3 separate regions of the Homo sapiens genome follow, and regions 1 and 2 are each linked to region 3. A link is a contact called in ENCODE Hi-C or POLR2A ChIA-PET data. All regions are on one chromosome and are shown on one strand. Each heading gives the region's core, a stretch centred on a gene start or an enhancer-like site at or near the end of the contact. The rest is flanking DNA. Distances are from core to core; before and after follow the strand shown.

The links. Hi-C counts contacts between places; a loop is a spot of excess contacts on that map. ChIA-PET counts read pairs that join two places held with the same protein, here RNA polymerase II (POLR2A). Pooled maps may share reads with other maps.
Region 1: a loop to region 3 is called in a map of heart left ventricle, with 2.1 times the contacts of the local background. The contact joins two enhancer-like sites. A Hi-C loop is called at or near these places in 8 of 168 maps with a recorded cell type or tissue (CD14-positive monocyte, CD4-positive, alpha-beta T cell, CD4-positive, alpha-beta memory T cell and 4 more), 18 of 37 single-sample maps with no recorded cell type and 18 of 50 pooled maps. POLR2A ChIA-PET finds 5 or more read pairs at or near these places in 18 of 52 experiments (A549, B cell, BJ and 14 more).
Region 2: a loop to region 3 is called in a map of B cell, with 6 times the contacts of the local background. The contact joins two enhancer-like sites. A Hi-C loop is called at or near these places in 11 of 168 maps with a recorded cell type or tissue (B cell, CD14-positive monocyte, CD4-positive, alpha-beta T cell and 5 more), 19 of 37 single-sample maps with no recorded cell type and 18 of 50 pooled maps. POLR2A ChIA-PET finds 5 or more read pairs at or near these places in 18 of 52 experiments (A549, BJ, CD4-positive, alpha-beta T cell and 13 more).

The regions. Positions count from the first base shown.
Region 1 is chr6:134,251,521-134,256,172 of GRCh38, forward strand. The region is part of intron 2 of SGK1 (serum/glucocorticoid regulated kinase 1); the gene reads right to left. Among named protein-coding and RNA genes, the nearest start is that of SGK1, 64 kb to the right of the region's middle. Within about 2 kb of position 2,396, at least 4 of the 41 ENCODE cell types and tissues checked have a DNase peak (open chromatin) inside an H3K27ac peak, as active enhancers do.
Region 2 is chr6:134,233,621-134,238,480 of GRCh38, forward strand. All of the region lies in intron 2 of SGK1 (serum/glucocorticoid regulated kinase 1), which reads right to left. Among named protein-coding and RNA genes, the nearest start is that of SGK1, 82 kb to the right of the region's middle. RefSeq lists enhancers at 2,181-2,340, 2,381-2,670, 2,811-2,860. Within about 2 kb of position 2,516, at least 8 of the 41 ENCODE cell types and tissues checked have a DNase peak (open chromatin) inside an H3K27ac peak, as active enhancers do; they include B cell, CD14-positive monocyte, GM12878 and 1 more, where a contact is called at or near this core.
Region 3 is chr6:134,286,670-134,291,079 of GRCh38, forward strand. The region is part of intron 1 of SGK1 (serum/glucocorticoid regulated kinase 1); the gene reads right to left. Among named protein-coding and RNA genes, the nearest start is that of SGK1, 29 kb to the right of the region's middle. Within about 2 kb of position 1,887, at least 8 of the 41 ENCODE cell types and tissues checked have a DNase peak (open chromatin) inside an H3K27ac peak, as active enhancers do; they include B cell, CD14-positive monocyte, GM12878 and 1 more, where a contact is called at or near this core.

The DNA of each region.
Region 1 (4,652 bases), core at 1,146-3,645, 35 kb before region 3:
GAGAGGACAGGGAGTAGTTTTCCTAGAATATTTTATGTCCTAAATAGCCTGGATGAAGTCCCTTATTCCCTTCCAGACTCATCACTGGGAACGCGGCACACTGGTGGGCTATGATTCCCTGGAGAGCTTATGAAATAAAAATCAAGTGAGCTACGAGTGCAGCCAGAAACTTGCTTTACCCACAAGTCCTGACCCTGAAACTTAATTTTTGTGACTTGAATTGTGTCTCTCTGTTTAAAATTTATTTATTTAGAGATGAGGTTTTACTCTGTCACCCAGGCTGGAGTGCAGTGGTGCAATCATTGTTCACTGCATCCTCAATCTCCCAGGCTCAAGCAATCCTTCCATCTCAGCCTCCCGAGTAGCTGGGACTACAGGTGGGTGCCATCACGCCTGGCTAATTTTTAAAATTTTCTGTAGTGATGGGAGTCTTTCTACGTGACCCAGGCTGGTCTTGAACTTCTGGGCTCAAGCGATCCTCCCACCTCTGTCTCCCAAAGTGTTGCGATAACAGGCGTGAGCCACCATGCCCAGCTAAATTATGTTTCTAAATACAGCAGAACTATGTACTTCGTGATAGGTAAAGCTATTGTTTGGTTGATTCTTAGAGAAGAGAAAGGGAGTCCATGCTATCTCTTTCCACACTCTAAATCCTGAGATATAAATCTTTAGATTCTTGATCCTCACCCCTGGAAGAGAGGTCAGCAGTGACTCGAACAGGGGTGACCTCCTGGCTCTAGGAGCCCCAGGAAACAGGATTGGAAACATGGAAGTACTCCTGGAGGAGAAGGATTTAGCTTCCTGGTTATCAGGCTCTCTGGCTGCTCACACAATGTGCGCGTTGCACAGACAGTAAGCCAGTTATAATCGAACTCTTTCACATGAAATTCTTCTCTTGGGAACAAGGGCTTGATCAGGATCTTTTTGGGAGAGTGTGCTGATTTTAGCTTTCAGCTAACGTAGACATTCTCTCTCTGTTAGCACAAGAAACAAATCTGGTTCATTTTTGTAAATTTAACAACCGAGACTCAGATTTAAAAAAAAATTGATTGCGCCACTGCTCTCCAGCCTGGGCAACAGAGTGAGATTCCACCTCAAAAAAAAAAAAAAAAAAAAAAAAGCCGCAGACAGGATTGTAAGGTAATTTAAATCTACATAGAAATAATTCATCTAAGTTTATTTAGTCTGATCATTTGTTTTACGTGCTTTCTCAAGGATAACATGGTTGAAAATTTAGTGAAAAATAAGGACTATTGTGGGTGATAAGCTTAGGAATCACCAGACACCTCTCTCCAGAGACCATAATACATCATGCCAAGAGCAAAAAACTGGGAGAAATGAGCAATTTGAAGTACTGTTATTTTAATCCCCATAAGCCTATATAAAATTTTTTTTGATATAAATTAAAAGAAACCAGAAATCTATAAAGCCATCTGGCTGATTTAAGTATATTTTTTATAGCATCTTTTTAAGAAAGATCAGAAAAACTCAAGACAATATAAAAGTATGTCAGTATGGAAACTATTCCTAGCTGATCATTTTACTTCCAAGCCTTCTGGGCTTCAAAGGGACAGCTCAACAATTTTGAGAAGAAATATAAAAGTAACAACACACCTTCTTGAGCCTAACAGATGGAGTAAGACATTTGAAATGCTGAACAAGAGACATGGGTCAGAATCCATCCCAGAATTGTATGAAGCCAGCTTAATTAAAAGTGCTTTCTAGGCTGAAGCAGAGCATCACTTGAGCTCAGGAGTTCGTCTTTTGTTTTTCTTTTTTTTTTTTTCTTTTTGTGGAGAACGGGGTCTCGCTATATTGCCCAGGCAGGTCTCGAACTCCTGGGCTCAAGCTATCGTCTCGCCTCTTGCCTCCCTGAGAGCTGGGATTACAGACATGAGCCACCGCGCCCAGCTGAGCTCAGGAGTTCGAAACCAGACTGAGCAACAGCGAGACCTTGTCTCTACTAAAATTTAAAAAAGAAAAAAAACAATTAGCTGGGCATGGTGGTGAAAGCCTGTAGTCCCAGCTACTTGGAGGGCTGAGGATTGCTTGAGCCCAGGAAATCGAGGCTGCAGTGAGCCCTGATTGTGCCACTGCACTCCAGCCTGGGCAACAGAGTGAGACCTTGTCTCAAAAAAATAAAAAATTTTTTTCTACAGTGCCCCTCTATTATTGTCTTTGTAATTTATTGTCTTCCTCCTTTGTAAAGGAGGAAGAAGAGGCAGTAACCTTATATTTAATTATGTCAACAACTCAGTGTTAATTCTTCTGTTTGCAGCACCGTGGCTAATAACTTCAAATCGCATGGATCCTTCCAGAGGACTCTGGCTTCACTAGGCCTTTAAAACAGCACACAGTGCCTTGGCTTCAGCATTTGGTCGCTGACTAAGCACCTTTCAAGCTGCCTTCAATTGAAAGACGGACAGCGGACTCTGAGGAAATCCTTGCTCAGCCAAATGTATCCCATATGAGAGGGCAAACTTAATGAGAATCAGTCCCTGGCATGCAGCGCCTCTGGAATGTGCGTGATTTACAGCCAGCATGGGCTACAGAGTTTTCTGTCCTAGTCTCTCCTTTTCTGTCCTAGTCTCTCCTTTTTTTTTTTTTCAAAAAAAAAAAAATGCATCAACAAAGTATCAATTTTAGCTAATAAAGGCAAAAAGAAAAAAGAGCACACTAACTTTAGCACATGTATGCAAGGTCCCGGGAGGAGATAAGAAAATGAACACATTCGATTCACAACTGCAAGGAGCTTAGAGAATACATGGACACGCACACACATATCACACAGGGCAGAGCAAACTGATTGACAGGCAGAAGTACAAAGTGCTGTGGGAGCATAAATATTGTGTTTTCCATTTTCCTCCAAGTGCCTTTATTTGTAGCAATGGAATGGTCTCATGGTGCAAAATCATATTTGTGATGCTGCCTGGCTTCCTATCAATAGGGTGGAGTTGTACCTGTTCACTTTCTACGAGTGAGGCTCCTGGTGAGTATGGTGTTTTCCCCAAACGCACAAGTAATAGATTAATATGGGATTGAAACATTTAAACGATATAAAGAAAGCTAATGTCCTCCTTGACTCATCTCCTCCACCTAATCACTGGCCAGTTCTAATCCCTGGAAGGTGGTAATCACCATTGTCATTTGATATACATACTTCCACGTCTTTTAATTTACATTTACCCACACATATATACTCACACTCATAGATAAACACACATATATACAGACAAGAAGAAAGAAATACAAAGTTTAAAAAATGTGATAATGGTATATACATGTTCATCTTCAACTTGCTTTTCTAGCATAATATACCATGGGATATGTCAATATATACAAATCTCATTTTTTTTTTCTTTTTTGAGACAGAGTTTTGCTCTTGTTGCCCAGGTTAGAGTGCAGTGGCGCCATCTCGGCTCACTGCAACCTCCGCCTCCCGGGTTCAAGCAATTCTCCAGCCTCAACCTCCCGAGTAGCTGAGATTGCAGGCATGCGCCACCACGCCTGGCTAATTTTTTGTATTTTTAGTAGAGACAGGGTTTCACCATGTTGGCCAGGCTGGTCTCAAACTCTGACCTTAGGTGATCCACCTGCCTCGGCCTCCCAAAGTGCTGGGATTACAGGCGTGAGCCACCGTGCCCGGCTACAAATCTCTTTGTTTTTAATCACTGTATAGTGTTCTATGGTATGGATATGTCATAATTAATAATGCTCTACAAGTTTATAATTTTGTTATCTCCTGATGTTTCCATTTTTTCACCATTTCCAACATTGCAATGGATATTACTGTACCTATCTCAGTTATCACATAAGCAAGTAATTATCTGGGGTAGATGTGGAGACATGGATTTGCTAAATTAAAAGGTAAGAGATTCCCAGCTGGGCTCAGTGGTTCATGCCTATAATCCCAGCACTTTGGGAGGCTGAGGTGGGTGGATCACTTGAGGCCAGGAGTTCAAGTTGCAGTGAGCCAACATCACGTCACTGCACTCTAGCCTGGGTGACAGAGTGAGACTCTGTCTCAAAAACAAACAAAGGCAAGAGATTTTGATTTTTTTTTTTTTTTTTTTTTTTTGAGATGGAGCCTCGCTCTTGTCACCTAGGCTGGAGTACAATGGCATGATCCTGGGTCACTACAACCTCCACCACCTCCCAGGTTCAAGCGATTCTCCTGCCTCAGTCTTCCAAGTAGCTGGGATTACAGGCGCCCGCCACCACACCTGGCTAATTTTTGTATTTTTAGTAGAGACAGGGTTTCACCATGTTGACCGGGCTGGTCTTGAACTCCTGACCTCAGGTGATCTGCCCTCCTCGACCTCCAAAAGTGCTGGGATTACAGGCGTGAGCCACTGTGCCCTGCCTTCAGTCTTCTTGAGTTGGCTATTACTAGGAAGTATGAGAAAAATGTCCCTCTCTGACAGAATTTGCCCATTTTTCTTTCTATTTGTTAGTTATTTCTTTAAATATTTCCATGTTATGTTAAGTGCATGAAGATTTGTGAATGTTTTATCTTCTTGGTAGATATTTTTCTTCAACATGAAATATTCCTCTTTGGTCCTTTTTCCTTTTTTTTTTTTTGTATTTTGTCGATATTTATATTGCTAAAACTACTTTCCTTGTATTAGACTTTATCTGGAACATTATTATTT
Region 2 (4,860 bases), core at 1,266-3,765, 52 kb before region 3:
TACTTGCATATGTTGTAATCATTTTCACCCTGCTTTCCAAAAAGAAAAAGAAGAAAAAAGCAATAAATATGGGATTTAAATATAATTCATGCAGAAATAGGCCAAAACATTCCTAAAGACTCTAAATTTATTCCTAATCACACTGATGCCAAACTAAATTGGCATGGTTATTCTACTAGATTCTGATTCTTTTTTTTTTTGGCCAGAAATTTGCTGGAAAAACACAGAACTGGAAAATCCATCCAAGATTAAACAGAGGAAAAATATTAGAAAAAAATATTAAATAGAGGAACAAAAACCTATTTTAGTTGTAGTTATAAATTTCTAGAAATTCATCTTTGAATTTAGAGAAATACATCAGTGTCATAGTAAAATAACCTTTATTCTTTATAGACACCCTTTTCTGAAACCAAGCAGTTGTATTCAAAACAAGTCCAAATTTAAGCAAGAAAAAATTGTTTTAATAATAGAACATTTTAAAAAACCAATGTATTTCTGGCCAAGAGTGGTGGCTCACGCCTGTGATTCCATCACTCTAGGAGGCCGAGGCAGGCAGATCACCTGAGTGATCAGAAGTTCAAGATTAGCCTGGCCAACATGGTGAAACCCCATCTCTACTAAAAATACAAAAAATTAGCCTGGTGTGGTGGCATGTGCCTGTAATCCCAACTACTCAGGAGGCTGAGGCAGGAGAATCGCTTGAACCCCAGAGACAGAGGCTGCAGTGAGCCAAGATCGTGCCACTGCACTCCAGCCTGGGCAAGAGAGCAAGGCTCTATTTCAAAAAAGAGAAAATAAAATACAAATAAAAAACCAATACATTTCTAGCTTGTAACTAGAAGGAGAGACAAAAAGACCAACTTAAAAATAGTAAGTGTAATGAGAGTATGATGTGAAGGAGCTGTTAAGTGATCTCAAATTAATGGTGCTCAGAAATGTGAACTTCTGGAATTCACGTTTAAAGACTAATTGGAGGGCCGGGTGTGGTGGCTCATGCCTGTAATCCCAGTATTTGGGAGGCCGGGGCGGGTGGATCACCTGAGGTCAAGAGTTTGAGACCAGTCTGGCCAACATGGTGAAACCCCATCTCCACTAAAAATACAAAATTAGCCAGGTGTGGTGATGCATGCCTGTAATCCCAGCTACTCAGGAGGCTGAGGCAGGAGAATGGCTTGAACCTGGGAGGTGGAGGTTGCAGTGAGTTGAGATTGCGCCATTGCACTCCATTCTGGGCAACAAGAGTGAAACTCCATCTTATAAATAGATAAATAAATAAGACTAATTGGAAAACTTGGAAATTATTTAGAAGACAGCTCCAAGGATGGCAAAATGAGTCAAGTATTGGAAAAAAAGACCAATGAGGAGAGGCAAACAAGACATAATTAATTTTCTTGAAGAGAAGACCAAATGACAATTGAAGAAGACAGTCTATGAATTTATAGAGAGCTTTATATACAGACAGGGTTGGTTATCATCGCTGAGTATAAAACAAGGGAAACAGGCTTGGTGTGTAGCATAATGGCTTTGTTCGACACAGTAAAGCTAACTAAATGTCAAAATAAGATGCAGGTGGAGGTTGAGCAGTCTTTTCTAAAGCCATGAATAATAAGATAGCAGCTTCTTTGTATGGCTCTGACTGAAGGTGAGAGATGTGCTATGTAAGCTTTCACATCGCTTCCAGGGCTAAGATTCAGGTCCTTGGGGAATATCTTCCTGAATTCAGGGAGTTAATGCCAACTCTGAAATCAAATTACTGGAACATAGTAAAGAAAGCGGGGGGAGGAAGCAACTAGAATCAAGATGAAAATGTAACTTCAAACCCTGTTTAGAAAAAAATAATGAGATTACTTTAAAATAATAAAATTTATTATTAAAAATTTAGAGAAGTTTTGACAAGGAGGAAGTGGAAAAAATAGATATTTTTATTTATTTATTTATTTATTTATTTATTTATTTATTTATTTATTTTTGAGACAGTTTCCCTCCTGTTGCCCAGGCTGCAGGGCAATGGCACGAGCTCGGCTCACTGCAACCTCCACCTCCAGGGTTCAAGTGATTCTCCTGCCTCAGCCTCTCGAGTAGCTGGGACTACAGGCATGCACCACCATGCCTGGCTAATTTTTTTTGTATTTTTGGTAGAGAAGGGGTTTCACCATTTTGGCCAGGCTGGTCTCAAACTCCTGACCTCAGGTGATCCTCTCTCCTCGGTCTCCCAAAGTGCTGGGATTATAGGTGTGAGCCGCCGCACCTGGCCATAGATATTTTAGATAAGGAACAAGATCAAGCATTAAACTGTGAACAAGGTATTTCTAATTAACTAATTTTTTTTTTCAAACACAGCCTTAGGAAACGTGACTCCAACCATGGAGAGTTTAGGTCAGCCCTGATTTTGAGGCCACATGCTCCATCCTCACAGGTGGGTGAGGTCCCTTAGTTGGTATTGTTTGATGATTCTATTAGTTCTTGACTTTTCTGTATATATTTTAATGTACAGTAAAGGGATTGTAGTATTGGCAGGTTTGTCCCAAAATAGACTGTGAGTCAGTTATGAAGGAGGGGGATTCCAGGAACTAGAATTTAAGAGTGAGGAAGTTAAACACAAATTTACATATGACTCAGTACTAACACATTTTACATAATATTGGGTACTTTCTCTTCCTGTAATTGCCTCTATGCTTCATTTGTTGTTTTCACCAATAGCCCTAAATAAGTGGTTTTAAAAAACATTAAGGGAGGCTGGTAGATCACGCCTGTAAGCACTTTTGGGAAGCTGAGGTGGGCGAATTGCTTGAGCCCAGGAGTTCAAGACCAGCCTGGGCAAGATGGCGAAACTCCGTCTCTACAAAAAATACAAAAATTAGCTGGGCATGGTGACACGTGCCTGTAGCCCCAGCTACTTGGGAGGCTGAGATGGGAGGATCACCTGAGTCTTTGAGGTTGAGGCTGCAAAGAACAACAATCTCCCCACTGCACTCCAGCCTGGATGACAGACCGAGACTCTATCTCAAAAATAAATAAGTAAATAATGAATTTTAAACACACACACACACAGACCCACACACAACCATTAAGGGATGACTAATTTGGGGTGTCTTGCCAGCAATTCAAATGTCTAAAATAGCCTTATTCTAGCATTGAATGTTAAAGCCTTTTTCTTTAGACAGACTAATTGCAGAATGAAATGGTTTGCTACCTGTTGAGCTCCAATTCTCCCCTTCTCAAAAAATCAAGAGGCTATGAACTCGCAAGTGTTAATGGGATTCAGATAGAAGCCATCACTGCTATTTTAAATTTTCCTGTGTCTCCCACTAACATTATATCCAAACATCAAAACATCCACAACAATCATCCCCAAGGTTGCTGCTGTATTATTTATAAATGAACACATTGTTGGGTGAATACATTCCACTTTTGAAATTAATTTTCTTTTTCTTTTTCTTTTTTTTTTTTTTGAGATGGGGTCTCACTCCGTCACCCAGTTTGGAATGCAGTGGCGCGATCTCAGCTCACTGCAACCTCTGCCTCTGGGGCTCAAGCGATCCTCCTACCTTAGCCTCCCAAACAGCTAGGACTGCTGGCACATGCCACCATGCCCGGCTAATTTTTTTGCATTTTTGGTAGAGACAGGATTTCACCATGTTGCCCAGGCTGGTCTCAAACTCCTGAGCCCAGGTGATCTACCCACTCTGGCCTCCCAACGTGCTAAGATTACAGTCATGAGCCACTGTGCCTGGCCTGAAATTAATTTTCACTGGTTTATTTTCATAAAATAACGCTGGACACAGTGGCTCATGCCTGTAATCCCAGCACTTTGGGAGGCCAAGGCAGGCAGATCACTTGAGGTCAGGAGTTTGAGACCAGCCTGGCCAACATGGTGAAACCCCATCTTTATGAAAAATACAAAAAATTAGCCAGGCGTGGTGGCATGCGCCTGTGATCCCAGCTACTCAGGAGGCAGAGGGAGGAGAATCGCTTGAACCCGGGAAGGCAGAGGTTGCAGTGAGCCAAGATCGTGCCACTGCACTCCAGCCTGAGTGACAGTGAGGCTCTGTCTGAAAAACTAATAAATAAATAATATTTTCATAAAATAAACTCAATTTCAGTTACATACAGTTTTTTAGGAAAGTGCTTTTCTTTTGTAGCTTTGTTTTTTCCGTCCTATTGCATAGTCTGGCTTCACTGAAATAGCTTTCCACCAAAATATTCTCTTCTCTCAAGCAATAGTATACTGAAGAGAACAAGTAAGTTATTTATTTGCAAGCCCATAGGATTTAAATTAGAATAAACTTGTCCTTGAGAATAATATACTCTAAATAATTCATATGAGTCACAAAATTTTATACCAGAAAAAGTGTGTAAAAAACATCTTATTCCCCAATATTATGATTCCCTCAGTTTGTATGACTTAATAATTCTTTTTTTAGAGTATAATTGTTCCAGAGTTCAGAAATTTTTAAAAGAGATTATCTGTATCTCTGGGAAAAGATTGACTTCCAGCTGGAAAGATAATCTTTTCTTCCATTTTCCCACCTTTTGCATCAGAAAAGTAAACAACCGATTTCCTGACTAAATACACCTGGATTATTTCTCAAGAGAGCAAGAAATGGGTTGATTTATGCATTAGAAAAGTGACCATAAGGTCGTGGAGAATCAATGACTTTAGATGTAGGAAGGATCTTGGAAATCTAGTTCAACTCCCTCATAAATGACAAGGATTAGATATAAAAAGTGCTTTTAAGAGGCCTATTAGCATCAGGAATGAGGTAAGTCCCTTTTCAGCATTAATTACAGTAACTGCTGTATAAAGAAAGGGGATTCTGGCAACTGCTCTCCACATGGCAGAAATTCAGGACAGACTTG
Region 3 (4,410 bases), core at 637-3,136:
TGTTAGCCAGGATGGTCTCAATCTCCTGACCTTGTGATCCGCCCGCCTCAGCCTCCCAAAGTGCTGAGATTACAGGCGTGAGCCACTGTGCCTGGCCTAAAAACACAAATTTTTAAAAAAGAGTATATTTAGTTATCTGGTTATAGGTTATAGAAGTATAATTATTAATTTTGTTAGACATTATTTTGTGTGTAGAAAAAGACAAGGACTAGGGCTTTTTATTTTTTAAGGAATATAGTGATTTAGGTAAAGAGAGGTTGGGGGCATTTGGGAGTTGTATGTCTTATTTTGTTTTGTCTCTACAGTATTTTCTTGGAGAAGTCTTTTTTTGTTTTGTTTTTTGAGACGGAGTGTCACAGTGGTACCATCTTGGCTCACTGCTACCCCCACCTTCTGGGTTCAAGCAATTTTCTAGCCTCAGCCTCCCAAGTAGCTGGGACTTCAGGCACATGTCACCATGCCCAGCTAATTTTTGTGTTTTTGGTAGAGATGGGGTTTCACCATGTTGGCCAGACTGGTCTCAAATTTGTGACCTCAAATGATCCACCTGCCTCGGGCTCCCAGATAGCTGGGATTACAGGCATGAGCCACCACTCCCAGCCTTGGAGAATTATATGTTATAGAGTCAGGAGTTTTGTAAAATTATGTTGGCAAGTAGAAATGAATAAATATAATTTTTTTATGTTTGTTATTTTGTCCTATAAATTTTTTTGTTATAAATTAATTGTCTGGTTGTATTTATAAGATTAATGATTGTTTATATAGATAAGAAGGCTTTTTTTTTTTTTTTAAGGAAGATTGGTAATTTTGAGTTGTAGGAGTAAGGAATGAGTATTGGGCCTAGTGTGTATATTTGTCTATTTATTGGAAAATACGTTTTGGATTGTATTTATTTTTTATTTACTGTGATTTGGTTTTTTATATTTAATATAATATTTTAATAAGACTACTATAAGGATAGTATAGGTTGTGTATAATAGTATATATTTAATAGTATTAAAGTGAGTTGTAGATTGGAAAATGTGATAATGACTTAATAAAGTTAGAATATCAATTTGTACATTTTAAGATGAATTGTGTGTTTTTGTATTTACATGTATTAGAGTTTTTTTATGGAAAGTAATTTTGTACTATGCAAGAGACATAGGGGACCCTGTGCTCTATTTTGTTTTGTTGTTAAAGTATCTTTTGGAGAGCTGTATGTTGTCACAGAGTCAGGAGCTTTGTGAAGTTACTTTGTTGGCAAGCAGAAATGAGTAAACATAGCTTTTCATGTTTGTTATTTTGTCTTACACAAAGATGCCATCTCCTTACCTAACCTAAGATGTGACTCTAATAGATAAAATGATAAGGAACATAAACTAAGACAAGAGATCTCTTGGGATGTCTTCAGATCATGAGGGCTAAACATGACTCAGACCGGAAGGTTAGTGTTTACCAAGACCCTTCTTACAGCTGGGGAAAATGAAGGCAAATTAAGTTTAGCCTAAGCTAAAACAGGAGCAACTTGGTTATGGTAAAAAGAGATATTGCCCTATGGGAAGGGCTACTACAAGAATTCTTTCCATACTTAAACTTCAGTAGCAATCTGACAAGTTTTTAAGTGGAGTCTGAATGTAAAACATTCAGAGAGAACCCTTGGTCAGTAGCAGGATAGAGGTTGCAATAAACACAGAGAACTAGTGGCATTTCAAGGAACAGTGAGGAGACAGGTCTGGTTGAAGCAGAAGCTCTTTTGTGAGATCAGTAGAAAATACGCCTGGAGAAAAAGCCTGTTTAAAACTAAACATCTTTTCCAAGGGTAAAACATAAAATCCTTGAAATTAGGCTTTCTAATGGGCAAAGAGATGTCTTCAACCATTTTATGATGAGAAATACATTGGTTCATCCTCAGAGGTCTCTGAACAAAAAGGGGAACACATGTGAAGGTAGTCATGAGGGAGCCTCTGTGAATCATAAGGAGAACTGATTGCAAAACCAGAAGCCAGCAGAAACAAAACAATTCATAAAATTACAGAGGCGGTATTCGGAAGTTCTAAATACTTTTTTTTCCATCTCAGAAATGCTTGGTATCCTAATAATATTTTCTTTGTGATACGTTTTCTATACTCTTAGTAATTTTCCCTGGTCTTGATCTCATCATTAAAGAGGATGAAACCAACACCAGGAAATGTCCATAAGCAGGAAACCACATTTTTATTCCATCACTCATAAAGCATCATTCATAATAATCAGTGTCAGTTTAGCTATAGCAACAGATGCTAACATACACATAGTAAGAGCCTACAAAGGCTCTTTTAAATGTCAGTTTAATTTAAACCTTAACCTCAGATTTTTTCCACAGATACAGTGAGAAACCACAAAGATCCTCCTGTCCTAATGCTCCCTCCATACTCTGCAATAAAAGTTCTTGTTTTGGAAATAGAGAAACCTGTCTGAATCAGCAGTCTTGGCTTGCTGTGTCCTCCATGACCACACCACATGTTCCATACCTTTAGCCTTCATAGGGGCTGGAAAAAACTCTGTCTCCCTTGTCTACCCATTTTCACTGTGGAGTTCGGCTGCACATTTCAGGTGGAAAGGAGGTAGTGTACTAAAATTGCAAAGTATTTCTTTTAATTGGCAATGAATTTAAACAATATTCATTGATTCTTCCACTATGAACAAGCTAGTGTTCCCTGGGGGATAAACAGATGAATAATTGGATAAGCCTTTACTACTCAGGAAGTGTATAGTCTAGAGGAGTGCAGTCCAATAGGAATAGAATATAAACCACAGACACAATGTAAATGTTCTAATGGACACATTAAGTGAAGTAAAAAGAAACATGAAATTAATTTCAAACATATACTTTATTTAACTCAATGTACCCCCAACATTATCATTCTAAATTGTACTTAATATAAAATTATTAATGAAATATTTTATATTCTCTTTTTTTTTCCATACTGTGTTTAAAATCTGGTATGTATTTTACATCTAAAGTACATCTCGATTCAGACTAGCCACAATTCAGGTGCTCAATAGTCACATGTAGCTGGTGGCTACCACATCAGACCCTATAGGTCTCATATGTAGCAGAGAAAAAGACATACAGAGGCTGAGGCGAGCGGATCACTTGAGCACAGGAGTTCAAGACCAGCCTGGGCGACACAGTGAGACCTCTGTCTCTACAAAAAATAAAAAAGTAGCTATGTGGCCTGGTGCAGTGGTTCATGCTTGTAATCCCAGCACTTTGGGAGGCTGAGGCGGGTGGATCACATGAGATCAAGAGTTCAAGACCAGCCTTACCAACATGGTGAAACCCCATCTCTACTAAAAAAATACAAAAATTAGCTGGGCGTGGTGGCAGGCACTTGTAATCCCACTACTCAGGAGGCTGAGGCAGGAGGATTGTTTGAACCCGTGAGGGGGAGGTTACAGTGAGCCGAGACCACGCCATTGCACTCCAGCCTGGGCAACAAGAGCAAAGCTCCTTCTCAAAAAAAAAAAAAAAAAAAAAAAATTAGCTATGCATGTTGGCATACATCTGTAGTCCTAGCTACTCAGGAGGCTGAGGTGGGAGGATTGTTTGAGCGCAGGAGTTCGAGGCTGCACTGAGCTATGATCTTGCCACTACACTCCAGCCTGAGTGACACAGCAAGACCCTGCCTCTAAAAAAAAAAGAAAAGAAAAGAAAAGAAAAGAAAAAGACTTGTTGGAGCCTACTCCCACTCTGTGGAGTGTACTTTTGTTTCAATAAATCTGTGATTTTCTGTCAAAAAAAAAAAACAAAGACAAATGACAGCAATACAAGCTCCATTTGGTTTGGGATGAGGAGGACATTTTCCATGGAAGAGATGGCACTTGAAATTAATGTTCCAAATAATGGTTGTGAGTTGAGCAAGCAGAGACAGAAAAAATGAAGAGTGTAGTTCACAGTGAAGGACCCGTAGAAGCAATAACTTAGGGGAGGAAAATGGCAGGGCGCTGCAGCTCTGTTCAATACATGGAGCTTCTCATTGTGCCTCAGATAATGACAGAACTTCTTAAGGAGGCCTGCGAAGTCCTAGCTAGTTTATTTTCTACTTTGCTGTTCAAACATATTCCCTATTTTCAGGCTCTCTGCTTGAGCCACAGAAGTCTCTGGGCCACCTCCTATAAACTACTCATGTCTTCCCACCCAGGGCTTTACATGTGCAGGGCCCTGCCTGGAACTTATCTGGTTTGGCCCATCATTGTTTCTAGCACCTAGCAGAGGGCTCAGCACATATTCAGTCCTCAAAAAATATATTGAAGTGAATGGATGAGTGATTTGAGAGGCAGGTAGGGAAGAAGATGATGAGAAGGCAGGAAAGGTTGCTTGAGGGCTTGTTGCTGAGGGCCTTGGGTGCCACATTAAGGGTTTGCAATGAATTCAGTGAGCAAACC